3 separate regions of the Mus musculus genome follow, and all the other regions are linked to region 2. Evidence: chromatin contacts called from ENCODE Hi-C or POLR2A ChIA-PET data. All regions are on one chromosome and are shown on one strand. The core of a region is the stretch at or near the end of the contact, and the rest is flanking DNA. Distances in the headings are between cores, read along the strand shown. Region 1 holds the start of Trpv2 (transient receptor potential cation channel, subfamily V, member 2). Region 2 holds the start of Cenpv (centromere protein V). Region 3 overlaps Pigl (phosphatidylinositol glycan anchor biosynthesis, class L).

Evidence for each region. Hi-C counts contacts between places; a loop is a spot of excess contacts on that map. ChIA-PET counts read pairs that join two places held with the same protein, here RNA polymerase II (POLR2A).
Region 1: a map of left cerebral cortex shows a loop between it and region 2 (6-fold over the local background). The contact joins the promoter of Trpv2 here to the promoter of Cenpv in region 2. A Hi-C loop is called at or near these places in 8 of 37 maps with a recorded cell type or tissue (gastrocnemius, heart and left cerebral cortex). POLR2A ChIA-PET finds 5 or more read pairs at or near these places in 3 of 5 experiments (Patski and embryonic stem cell).
Region 3: POLR2A ChIA-PET joins it to region 2 with 55 read pairs in embryonic stem cell. The contact joins the enhancer-like site here to the promoter of Cenpv in region 2. POLR2A ChIA-PET finds 5 or more read pairs at or near these places in 4 of 5 experiments (Patski and embryonic stem cell).

Annotation. Positions count from the first base shown.
Region 1 is chr11:62,573,789-62,577,862 of GRCm38, forward strand. It overlaps Trpv2 (transient receptor potential cation channel, subfamily V, member 2), which reads left to right and starts at 1,839. Exons shown (of 15, transcript NM_001382489.1): 1 at 1,839-2,337.
Region 2 is chr11:62,536,846-62,541,456 of GRCm38, forward strand. It overlaps Cenpv (centromere protein V), which reads right to left and starts at 2,416. Exons shown (of 5, transcript NM_028448.1): 1 at 2,011-2,416. The coding sequence starts at 2,360.
Region 3 is chr11:62,493,583-62,497,701 of GRCm38, forward strand. The region is part of intron 2 of Pigl (phosphatidylinositol glycan anchor biosynthesis, class L); the gene reads left to right. Among named protein-coding and RNA genes, the nearest start is that of Pigl, 37 kb to the left of the region's middle. Within about 2 kb of position 1,274, at least 2 of the 3 ENCODE cell types and tissues checked have a DNase peak (open chromatin) inside an H3K27ac peak, as active enhancers do.

The DNA of each region.
Region 1 (4,074 bases), core at 589-3,088, 36 kb after region 2:
GTATATGTATCAAAAGATGGCCTAGTAAGCCATCACTGCAAAGAGAGGCCCATTGGACTTGCAAACTTTATATGCCCCAGTACAGGGGAACGCCAGGGCCAAAAAGGGGGAGTGGGTGGGTAGGGGATTGGGGGTGGGTGGGTATGGGGGACCTTTGGGATAGCATTGAAAATGTAAACGAGGAAAATACCTAATAAAAAAAATTCTATTTCCCATTCTGCTGCCCTCAGTTGCTTCAAGAATTCTCTTTCAGAGGCTTCACCTCACTCAGGAGAAGTTGGAGCCTTGTCTTCATAGAAAAAAAAAAAAAAAAAAAAAAAAAAAAAAAAAAAAAAAGCTAATATGAAGTAACTGCTTAAAAAAAACAGAGTTTGTTAAAGGAAATTTTAAGCATAGATTTAAACATTTATGAAGTTGATTGCTTAAATGCATATACGTGGCTTGGTTCCTGCTGCAAGGAGTCACCTCTTGGGGCCTCGCCCAGCTAAACAGAAGTGCTGGCATTACTCTGCACTTGCAGTCCTAAGCACATTTGAGCAACAGTGGATGGCTAAGTATGTTATTATAGGGGGCAGGCAGCACAGTACAAATCAGCCTCTGCCAGGGGCAAGGCAGGTGTCTTAGGAGTACGTTTCTAGGGCCCCTCCCCCCAGTTTAGGGTCTAGCTGGTCTAGCTCTACTGAGAGGAAGTGATGTTTAAACAGAAAATAGAGCAGGAAGCTGTGGTAGAGGCTGGCCTGGCATGCCCATGTTCAAGCACTATAAAACCAACAAAGAAACACAAACACAAGCAGAAGATGCTTAGAACTAAGGTATGTGGCCATGATGGCGATGCTACTGTGTGTGTGCGTATATGTGTGTGTGTGTGTGTGTGTGTGTTGCTTGTTGCTCCTAGCAGGTGAGACAGCTTGTACTACAGAGAAAACAGGACATATTTGGGAAGAGTGGAGGGCCATGCCAGCTAGTATTTGCTGAGTTTTGCCTTACAGTGGACTCATCTGAAAGATGACCAACCATGGAGGCACAGTTATAACACCAGCACTGTAGAGAGAGAGGCAGGAGGATTGCCACAGTTGGTTTCATATCAAGTCCTTGCCGCAGGTAAAAGTGTAAACCAAACTAAAATCTAAATAGCTGCCGTGGCTAATGACTGCCATACTGGACGGTACAGGTCTGGAGTGTAGCATGGTGAAGGTGACATGACTGGGGCGGGCCTCTGGGCTGCATGAGGTTGTTGTATGAAGTTTGGGTTTTATTTTTAGTGCTATGAAAAAGTGGCTTGGAGGTGGGGGTGACATTAATTAATTAATTTTTGTTATTTAGTTTTTCTTTGATTACTGATACTGGGGGTCAAACACAGGGCCTTACATATGCCACTAAGTCTACCATTAAAGCTAAACGCTGGCCCCTGGTTTATATTTTTAGCAGACCACCTTAGTTGGTATAAGAATGGGGTGTGACGTATGAGTGTAGCAGCGGAGAAGCAGGGGGACCGGTTTGGTAGAACATTCTCACGGGAGAGAAATTAGTGCTTTGGACCAATCAAACAAAATTTGGGATGTGGAGCAAGGACAGAGGTCTTCCGGCGAAAAAGAGAGGGAGAGCTGGTCCTTGTTCTCCCTGGCAGTGCCGGGGCTGTACAATTTCAGCCATTCCTGTTGGCCACACGGTTGCCACCTGCTGGCTGTTTCTGGAAGTGCCCTTGTAAATGGATACTCGGGGGATCCCTGGGGTCAGGACGCTGAGCGAATCTTCCTTAGATGGAAATAATGGCTGGATGGGTTGGGCTGCATTCTCTGGGGCAAATGCTAGACTGAACCTCTTCTCTCTCTGGGGCTATCCCATTCTTCTCTCCCTTGGGTCGGACAGTGATGAACCAAATGGCCGGGGGAGGGCACACGGTGTTAAGAATCAGGAGGGGTGGGCGTCAGTGTTTTAGGGCATGAATCCCACACCTGTGCCAGCTTCCACCCAAGCCTAGGTCCCACCACCCCAGAACTTCCTCTGACTGCCCCAGGGGCTTCTCTGGCTACAGTTGTGGGTGGAAGTGCACCGATGGAGGAGCAGGGCGTGTCTCGCGAAAGCAGGGTGTGGCCAGTGGTCCTGATGATCAGCCCAGTGGCCAGTCACTGGTCCTTGACAGGTTGGCGTTAAGCCCGCACTATCCACTGTGTGCGACGAACAGGTGGAGGGTGGACGATACAGAGAAAGCTACGGCCAGCTACGGAGGCTTCCGCGGCACTTCCTCTCTCAATCCCCGCTGCTGGAGAGTCCCGCTAGGCTTGGTGATCCTGGCTTGTAGTCTGCTGCCGCTACGCCTTGACTTCAGCCTGAGGGGTAAGTCGATGGGCTATTTCAGGATGTCCTAGGGGTTGCGTCTGGAAGTATGACAGTGAATGATTGGATTGGTCTCCCGGCATCTCCATCTTGGAATAAGGGTCTGCGTGGGATCTGGCTCCCTGAACCTCCAGGCCTCTTTCTCTGCTGCCAGAATGGGGATCCCAGGAGGTAAGGTAGACAGCCTCTGGAAGACAGTTGTTGCTGCTGGGGGTTGGGAATGATGTCAGACGCAGCGTCTGCCAGGATTTGCTTGAGGGTGGAAGCTAGACTGCGCAAAAGGAGGATGCCCATGTCCTACTAAGGTGGGCAGAGAAGTGAAACCTCAGTCAGGCCCCCTGGCTATTGTGGAAAATGCCCCACCCAGTTCTCTGAGTGTACTGGGATCCTGTAACAAATTGAGAGTGGGCCGGGGCCACACTACCGCTTCCTCTCTTGGCCCTGTTTTTTTCTGTCCCTTATTTCTACCAACCTGTTCCCTGCCCCTTTTTCCTACCCCCACTGTCTTCTGACCGGCTCTGATTCTTTCCTTCCGGTTTCTGAACTCTGAGGAAGACAGAGGCTCCCCAGCTCTAACTAGGTCCCAGCCCCGGCCACGTGATGGAGGCTGTGGTTGCTGTTTCTGTTGAGGGTGAGGTTAGCTGTCAGCTAACCCCAGACCCAGTGTGCAGTTTGAGGTGGGAAGGCAGATAGCGCTTGCCAGCTCTAAAGCCCCTTCGGAGGTGGTGTCTTATACCCTCAGATATGAGTCAGACTGGAAACGAACGTAATTGGGTTCTGAGAACTGAAGAGGACCATCAGGACACGAAGCGAGGTGGCAACTCACTTCTCTTTTCTGAGTCGCGGTTGTTCTGGCAGCAAAAGGAAGGGTCTGATAGACCAGTAGTTCCCTGGATCGCTCCCTCTCTACATTAAGGGTTTCGTGGCCTGTGCTGGCCAAACAACTGAAGTTTTATCTGTCTGTACCATTGGGCACTGGGCTTGATATCAGGTAGAGAATGGGTGGGGTTGTGAACACAAGCATTCTCACCCCTAAATAGGATTTGAGTCTTCTTGAACATCAGAAATTCCCAAGGGGGATAAAGACAGTCCTGACTTCCTGTGAGATAATATCAAAGTGACAACTCTGTCAGGTCCCTGCTCCCAGCACATCTTCCTGACACTGCCTCTCTCCTTCACCGCTGATTTTCCCTCTTGGAAAGCTAACAGTTTCCCACTCTCCTTCCTACACATACACACCCCTTCTGTTGTTGTTGTTTTGTTTTGTTTTTGTTGTTTTTTTTGTTTTGTTTTTGTTTTTGTTTTTGTTTTTTGAGGCAGGGTCTCATTATGTAGCCTTGGTCCTGGAACTCACTATGTAGACCTGGCTGGCCTCTGCCTCCTGAACGCTGGGTTTAAAGGCGTGCACCACCAGGCATGGCTCTCTTTTATTTTTATTTTTATTTTTATTTTTTTGTGTATGTAGGTGTGGTTTTGGATGTGTGTAGACGCCAGAAGTAGATGTGGATTGTTTTCATTGTTCTCAGCTTTGTTTTTTTGAGCTAGGGTCTCACTGAACTCTGCTAGACTGGCTGGCCAGCAAGCCTCTTGTCTCTGCCTGCCTTTCTTCACTGAAATTAAAGATATACCTCATTCCGTGGCTTTTTATGTGGACACCCAGGATCCTCAGCTCCTCCAGGCTGTGTGGCAAGCCCTTTCTGATCCAGCTCTTTCCTCATCCCGCCTCCCTCTCCCTCT
Region 2 (4,611 bases), core at 1,166-3,665:
TTCAGTTTTGATTGTAATAAAGATGGTAACAAGTGGCTATGAAAAAGTAAGACAGGTCGCCAAGTTGCCTTCTGCGGGGCAACAAAGGCTCCTCTAACTCCACTCACTCTCCTCACGCTTCCCAAATCCATGGCTTTTCACACAACTGTATACAGTTGGAGCCAGCCCCATAACTCAACAGTAAGATTCAGTGGACATCCTGAAGCCCCTTCCCCAAAAGACTAAATATTCTGGCCAGAAATAAACGAGACAATGTTTCGCTGTGACTTCTGATTAACCACCACAGGGAAAAACAGCAAATAGCCGCTTCAATTTGCCATCTGACTAGAGGCAAAACTGAAAGCTCGCCCAGGTTTCTCTAACAAGTTAACATCTCATTTTCTTCTTCTATATACAATGTTTATTGTAAAAAAAAAAAAAAAAAAAAAAAAAAAAAAGCCAAACAGTTTAATAACACATTGAGAACCCTCCACCCCTGTGATCATCCCACTTAGAGAGCCCGTATTTGCTATCCATTCCTCCAATTTTTTGCGATATTGGAACCAAATGTTAGTGTATTTAACATACGTTTTCTTTGTATAAAAGTTAGCTTAAAAGACCATAGAGTGGATGTAAGCAAGCATACAGCACGCTATTCTGGTGAGTGAAATGCCTCTTTTCCTGCCAATATTTTTAGTATCTTTTTTAAAGATCATTACCATTTTGTTTTAGGGGAAAATATTACCTAAAAATTTTTGCTTTGTGTGTGTGTGTGGGGGGCTTTTTTGTTTCCTTTTGAGACAGGGTGTCAGTGCAGCTCAAGCTGGCCTCAAATTAACTATGTGGTCAAGGATGACCTTGAACTTGTAGATCTTCCTGCCTCCACCTTCCAAGTGCTGGGCTTACACACGTGGACCTCCTTCTCGCTGGCTTGCTTCTGTTTTCCTTTCTCTCTTTCTCTTTCTCTTCGGAGAAAGGATCTATCTCTGTAGCCCAGGCTGCACTTGAAATCACTGTACTCCTCCGCCTCGGCCTCCTGAATGCTAGGATTGTCGGCATGTGCTACTGTGCCCAGCTCTACTGAGTTTTATATAGTATCATTTAGATCTCCCAGTAGCTAGTACACAACAGGTACTCCGTGTTATATTTCATTTTTTTTAAGTTTTAACTGATTTTTGTTTTAATGTTTTAAAGCATTCAATTTATAGCCCAAGGGGATAAAATTGAATAAACGAAACAGATAGAAAGCTAACTAAATACTCCAGTTCTTAGAGGATCCACCAAAACCAAGAGAACTAATTCTGGGACAAAGACAAAAGAGCATCTTGTTGTTATGAAAAGTAGTTCAGGTTGTTAAACAATTGTTGGGTTAACGTTAGTTTTCTTTGTCTTTTATTGTTCTTTTTAATTCATCTGCGAGTGAGGGCTATAAGACAAGGGTACTGGGTTTTTCTCGGAGCACAATGGGTAAAGGAGGAAGGGGTTCACATTACATTTGCCAAAGAGCAGGCATCTGGCCAGAGTAGTCATCAGCTCTTTTCCCCAATAACGGACCTCAGATCTGCTCCTTAGGCCACCAAAGAAGCTGGAAGCACTTCAGAAGCACAGACTGGGGGAGCTGCCAGCCCGGACCGGGGATGAGAACATAACACCTTAACTCCCCATTCCCCCTGCAAGCGCCCGTCCTGGACAACGCTTTGCGCGCCTTTCCCTCCGAGATCAATAACCGCACCCTGCACCCTCCCTCCGGGGAACTGATTAGAACAACCGGCCTTCGCTCCTCGGGTCACTAAATTCTCCACTTCGACCTTTCCTCCCGCCCACTCCCCGAAAGCACGTGCAAAAACGGGTAAAACGGTCTTGGTAGCTGGCAAGCCGGGGGATGTCTGTTTTTTCACCCTGAGGGGCCCTTCCGCGCACTCAGCCCGACACCGTCCGGAGCAGCCCGCCAACGGCTCAGCACTCAGCCCTCGGGTCCCGCCGCCCGTGCGCACCTCGCGTGTGCCGGCCCGCCGCCCCCGACACACTCACAAGGTGTCCAGCAGCAGCTTGGCGGCGCCCTCGAAGCTGAGCCGTTGCCGCTTCTGGAACGTCTCCCAGCGCTCCCGCTGCTCCCCCAGGTCGAGCGCCGACACCGAGGCGGCGGGGGTGACCGCCGGCGGTGGCTCCTCGGCGGCCGCCTCCTGGGCCCGCGGCGGTGGCTTGGGCCGCGGCTTTGCCGACGGCTGCGGACCGACCGCCCCGCCCCCGCCCCCGGCCCCGGCCCTAGTCCTGCTCCGGGAGCGCTGCGCGCGGCTTTCGCCGCCGCTCAAGCCCCCGGTGGCCCCCGAGCGCCGCTGCTCCCGCGGGCCGGTGGCCACGGCACTGCGAGTCCGCCGCATGTCTCCCTCAGCCGGGCTCGCAGGCCTCTCGGCTCTGCGCGCTCCCGCCGGCCGATGCGCGTCCCCGCCTCCGACAACCTGAAGGCCCCGGGGGTGGTGCGCGGCGCTCCGGAACACGCGAGCTAGGGACCCAACTAAGAGACCCTGGCCGTGGGGCCGGCCGAGCGCTGAGGGTCTAACGAGACCGCGCCTGCACCTGCGCTTGCAGGTAGCGGTGCCCGTTTGATCAGCGAAGGAGCTTCCAGCCTCCACTGACTCCAACCACACATTTCTAACTGGGGACCTGGGTCAGGCCTCAGTTCATAAATTCACGGCCACATCAGAGCTGGCACGCTTGGGTGACTTCGTGGTTTCCAAGGTGGTAACACTACCAACTTGGCAGAGGCCATCATGTACCTAATGTGAGCTAACGTAGTATGTAAATTGTCGGATATCTGCTACTGGAAGCATAAATGACAGCTGGAGTCAGTTTGATCAATGGTCAACAGGTTTTTTGGTGGTTTTGCAGAACTGAGAATAGGACCCACAGCTTTGAGAAAGCACTCTTGCACTGAGCCACATTCCCAGCCCTAGATTTTGTTTTCAATTTTAAGTAAATGGATCCAGGATTACATTCCATTCATAAGCTTTTGCAGAATACCGTATTGACGTTTAAAGACAAAAATCCCAAGAACCATCCACTGCGGTATCCCAGATAGTCTCCAAACCCTTTCAGTTGTTCTCACACTTTTAAAGAAACGTTTTCTTTTACTCGTTTTTGGTGCATTTTTCATTTTTCAACTTAGTTCTGTTTTTGTTGATTTTATTACAATATAGAGTCCATTTATTATCTTTAATGATGAAAATATGGGTTTTCCCAAATACAGCTTGATTAATTCATAAATCCTCATTAAGTTTTAACACAAAGTTCTCAATAATTGAAACTTCCTAGATGCATAATTTGTTTTGGTGTTTCCTTTGTGCCCGTATCTTAAATGTACAGATTTGCATGCACCAATTCAGATGTGGCATATCCTAGCCACATCTAGACTATCTCCAAAAAGCAAGCAGAAGTGACCACTGTTTTGTTTTGGCTTTTTCTCACTGTGACTTACTTTCGCCTGTTTTGTGTATTTAGAGACAAGGTCTAACCGTGTAGCCCTGGCTGGCCTGGAACTCACGAATAAGGCTCAGGTTTATCTTAGCTCACTGTGATCTGCCTGCCTCCACCTCCTGATACACATTACAGTTTTAAAAATCTTTATTCAGGAGGAGAGCGAAGTATGCGGGTGCATGGGGAGCAGAAGACAGTCTACACCATGAGTTCTCTTCTTGCACCAAACAAGCTGTCTGGTGACAGGCACCTTTACTTGGCTGCCGGGCTTGTTTGAGTCAGGGCTTCATTCTTTAGCCTAGTCTAGTCCTAGACTCACTAAGTAGCTAAGGCTGGCTTCAAACCTGTACCTATTCTCCAGCCTCAACCTCCCAAGTGCTAGAATCACAGGTGTGATCTACCACACTACTTTAGCCTATCTTTGAATGTCATTTCAAAAATAGCATGTACATTGTTAAATCTAATACTGTTCAACATTTTGGAAATAATTGATATTATATATACACACATATATACATATATGTACATATATAATTTATTGATGTCAATATGATCTATGCGGATTGGCTTTTGTTAATGCAACACAAACAAGGGTCATCAGAGAGGGAACCTTAACTGAAAAAAAAATGCCTCCATCAAATTAGTGGGTAAGTCTGTAGGTCATTTCCTTGATTCATTATTGATCACCATCACCCCTGGGCAGGTGGTCCTGGACTCACTCTATGAGAGCAGGCTGAGCAAGCCTGTAAGCAGTGTTCTTCCTTCATGGCTTCTGAATCAGTTTCTGTCCTGACTGGCACAGCAGTGGGGGAGAAAATTTACATAAGAATATATCACCGTTTATTTTGTGTGTGTGTGTGTGTGTGTGTTGCAAGTGTATGTCAGAGTTCAATGATGGGTGTCTTCATGGTTCTCCACCTTCATCCTGAGGGAGGGTTCCTCACTGAAACGGGAGCTCACACTCTGCCTACACTGGAGGGTCACTGAACTCAAGGAGATGACTTTCCCTAGCAGCTCCACAGTGGGTGGGGCTACAGACTTGTGACCCCAGTGTCCACTTTTATATGGGTGCTAGGAATCCTAACTCAGGGCTTCATGTGTGTGTGGCAGGCTAGCCCCTAGTCCCCTTACATTTATTCTCTTAACTACTTTTGTTTC
Region 3 (4,119 bases), core at 24-2,523, 44 kb before region 2:
AAGCAGCAGCAGTACTTACAGGTATGTAGAACAGACAGAAACAGGGCCCCAGTGTTCCAGGCTGAACTAACTACTAATTGGTACAACCCATGTATCCAGCAGGCCTTTTCTTCCTCTGTTTTTGGTTTTTGTTTTTTGTCTTTGTTTTTTTTGTTTTTTGTTTTTTTCTAGACAGGATTTCTCTGTGTAGACCAGGCTGGCCTTGAACTCAGAAATTCACCTGCCTCTGCCTCCTAAGTGCTGGGATTAAAGGCGTGGGCCACCGCGCCCAGCTCTTCCTCTGTTTTAGTGTCTTGGAAGAAGGTAAGTGGTCATAAACCCTCCTGCGTCAGCCTGTAGAAGCTTCAGCATACCTGCAAGGACAAGGCCCTGTGACCTGCGGACAGTATTAAGGAAATATTTCCTACAAGTACCTACACTTGTGATTTCCTGGCTCATTTTGCATCGAAGGCTAAAAGAAAAGGCCATTTTATGATTCCACTTGGGAGAGGGAAGCCCTGTGCAGAAAGGGGTCTGTTGGGACATTTAATCAAGGTGCTGACTGTTCCGCTCTCAGGGCATGTTCTTCCTTCTCCTCGTCCTTCTTTCCATTGTTTTATTTCCCCTCTAGGTTTGTCTCACTCTAGAGCCATGGTTCTCCACCTTCCTGATGCTGAGACCCTTTAATACAGTTCCTCATGTGTGGGGACCCCAACCAGAACATTATTTTGTTGCTATTTCAACTGTAACTTTGCCACTGTTATTTATCATGCAATGCTAAGAAACATGTATAACTAGCCATTAGAAATATGCAAATTAGTCAGGTGGTGGTAGCACACACTCTGATCATAGTGCTCAGGAGGCAGAGGCAGGCAGATTTTTTGTGAGTTCAAGGCTACCCTGGTCTACCGAGTGAGTTCTGGGACAGCCAAGGCTTCATAGAGAAACCCTGTCTCAAGAAAACAACAACAAAGAATCATAGATATCTGATATGCACAATATCTCATCTTCAACGCCAAAGGGGATGAGACCCACAAATTGAGAACCACTGCCCTTACTCCACAGAAGTTACTGAACCCTGCTTTCAACTGTTGGGTCCAACCTTTTAGCTTAGATCCATTTCCCTTGTCTTCCCTGGTCCTCCTGTGCTCCAGCAGGAACGCTGCAGGATGGCCTCAGCATGGGGAGACAGCCCCTGCCTCCCTAAATGAGCCCTTGGTGAGGACGGGCCAACTGCTGGGCTCCAACTAAGCTTCCAGGCCCTGGGCCTGCCAAAGCCGTTACACTGAACCCTACTGACCTTTACCCACTTTAGATGACAAAGGAAGTAATTAAGTTTAGAAATGTGCCTGAAGTGGGTGGAGGAGGGGCAGCAGATTCTGCCAGCACTGTGCTAAACAAGCCACAAGACCAAATAAGGGTGTCTGAACCACTTCCATCTGTATGAGAGTTCAGAGTGCAGTGTGCAAAAGTAGGACTTGGTTCTCAGGGAGCTAAGTCGTTACCTAACCCTGCTGGAGCTCTGCTGGAGCTCTGCAGCAGCACCGGTCCTGGTCGCTTCTGCAGAGGCTGTGTCTGAGAGAAGACAAAGCAAACCTCCTCTTGCTAGTGGAGCCCAGGGGCCTCCCTTCTCAGACGTACTGACTGGAGGAGTCTCCTGCACCACAGATTCTCCAGAGTGTTTGCATGGCACTGCTGAGGGACTGTAAAAGTACCAGTAAGGACGAGTCACTAGAATGTGTGAAGGTCAGAGTTTGAGGATATTTCACTATTAGAAAAGCAAGCGTCACAGGCTGAGGCGAGCTTGTTTACTGAACACAGCAGTCCCGGGTGGAGCCGGGAGCTGGGAGCATTTTCCTGTAGCACTAACACTGTTTGCTAAGTCCACCCTCTTCCCGCTCTCAAGGGCTTGTCAAACACAAGGCCTGGCCACAGTCTTCCTCTGCTCCCCTGGATGGTGGCCATCCTCCTCCTCCTCCTCCTCCTCTTCCTCCTCCTCCTCCTCCTCCTCCTCCTCCACCTCCACCTCCTTGTCCTCCTCAGAGGCCTGCGACACTCTCAGCTCCACCAGCTGCCGGTGCGCTTCAGCAACCACTGCCAGCTAGCTGCTCATGCCGCCAGCTCATCATACTGCCTCCTTGGCTTGGAATCCCTGACCTCTTGGCTCTCCTTTCCCTGGGAAATTCCTTCATCCTGCAAGATCCCAAACCTCAGCTCCACTCAGCCCTAAGCATAAAGAGTGACCTATATCCATGTTTGGCTATTGCCTTGGGTATGATACAGAAGTGTGTACTTGGTCCATGTTAGCTAAGTGAACACTGAATTTGTTCTGAGTCTTGCCCTGATGTTTTGGGGTCCCGGGCACCCTTATCTCCAGATACTCACTGTTGTCTGACAAGCCCATGGCTCAGGCTCAGTCTACCACCTGCTTTCTAGCTCAGGGCTTCTATGACATCTCAGTCCTGGGGCACCCAAGTAAGCTCACCTTGAAGTCTGAAGAGCTAACAGGCTACAACCTGCCCTCTGTGTGGAGGTACTGTACATACAGCTTTTTAGACACCCATGGGATCTAATAAGCCATGTATCAAATCAATAAAACCACCCTCCTTCCCAGCTTCCCTCCCTCTATGGCTCACTATCCCTCCCTCTGTGCCTTCCACAGTCCTTGTCTCCAGGTGACAGTGAGGTGGCTTCAGTGTAGGCTCTGCTTTCTGGGAAGCTGAGACTTGGTTATCTCAAGGCTCCAATCTATTGGGAGCTTGTCATTTGGAGGCCCTCCCACTTTATTGCCTTGTTGTGAAAATTCAATTTCTTTTCATATTCCTATTCCTCTTTCACATGAGTTATTCTTTATGTGACAAGCAAAGGTTTAGGGGCTGGGGGCTCTTTCTGGTGTACACACTAACATTCCACGTCTTGGGTGGATCCTCACTTTCAAGTTCACAAGGATAGAGAAATCGCCCCCCTGGTGGTGAAGCTGTAGAACTGCTAGTCCTTTGGTAAGGGAGGTGAATGTAGGTTAGGTAATTCTTTTTTTTTTTCCCCTGAGACAGGGTTTCTCTGTGTAGCCCTGGCTCTCCTGGAACTCACTTTATAGACCAGGCTGGCCTCGAACTCAGAAATCCGCCTGCCTCTGCCTCCGGAGTGCTGGGATTAAAGGCATGCACCTCCGTCGCCCGGCATAGATTAGGTATTTCTACTTGCTCTACCGGCCTTTAAGCTTCTCCATTTCCTTATCGGAATTTTCTAGAAGTCTAGGGTCAGACTCACGGAAGCCATTTGAACTCTGCCTGTGCCCTTCTCCACAAGCATCTTGCTTTTATTTTGCATTTCTTGCATTCTTTCTGAGAATCCTAAAAATGCATTATATTTTGATATTTTGCATTCCTTCCTTGTAATTTTGCCTGTTTTCCTTAAATGATCTTTTCTCTTTTTTAACCCAGGCCGATCTCAAACTTGACTTCCTGCCTCAGTCTTCTGAGTCTGATTCAGCTTTTAACCCTCTTTAAGGTTTTTATGTTTTTCCTGGCATATATTAGTTTACATAGTAATGGGTTTCATTTTGACATTCTCAAAAATGTATACAATGTCCCTTCATGGTCATCAGCCCCCATAGCACTCCCTTGTGACCCCTCCCCTCCTACTGCTTCTCTCTCTCTTCCCAGCTGGCCCTCCTTATCCACGTCTTTCTTTTTTTCTTCTCCTTTTGTTTGTGTGTTTGACCCAGTGAGTTTACTTAGGGTTGTTTTCAGCAGCATGGGTGATGGGTTATTTATAGGAACACAGGCCCCTCGCCAGTGCTTGCACCACTGGAGAAAATGTCTCTCTCCCCATCAATCATTAACCCTCTATAGATCCTCAGGGGTGGGTAGGGCCTCCTAAATTCCTGATGATCTCAATCTTATTCAAGTTTTATGCTCATAATCACAACTGCTGAGAGTATAAGAATGCAAAGTCAGGCTGGGTGTGGTGGCCCTAGCCTTTAATCTCAGTACTCAGGAAGCAGAGTCAGGCCGATTGCTATAGTTCTTTCTATATAGAGTTCAAGGCCAGCAAAGACTACTTAGTGAGACCTCTAAAAAAAGAAAAAGGAGAAGAAGAAAGGAAGAAAGACAGACAAGAAAGAAAGTCAATGCACAT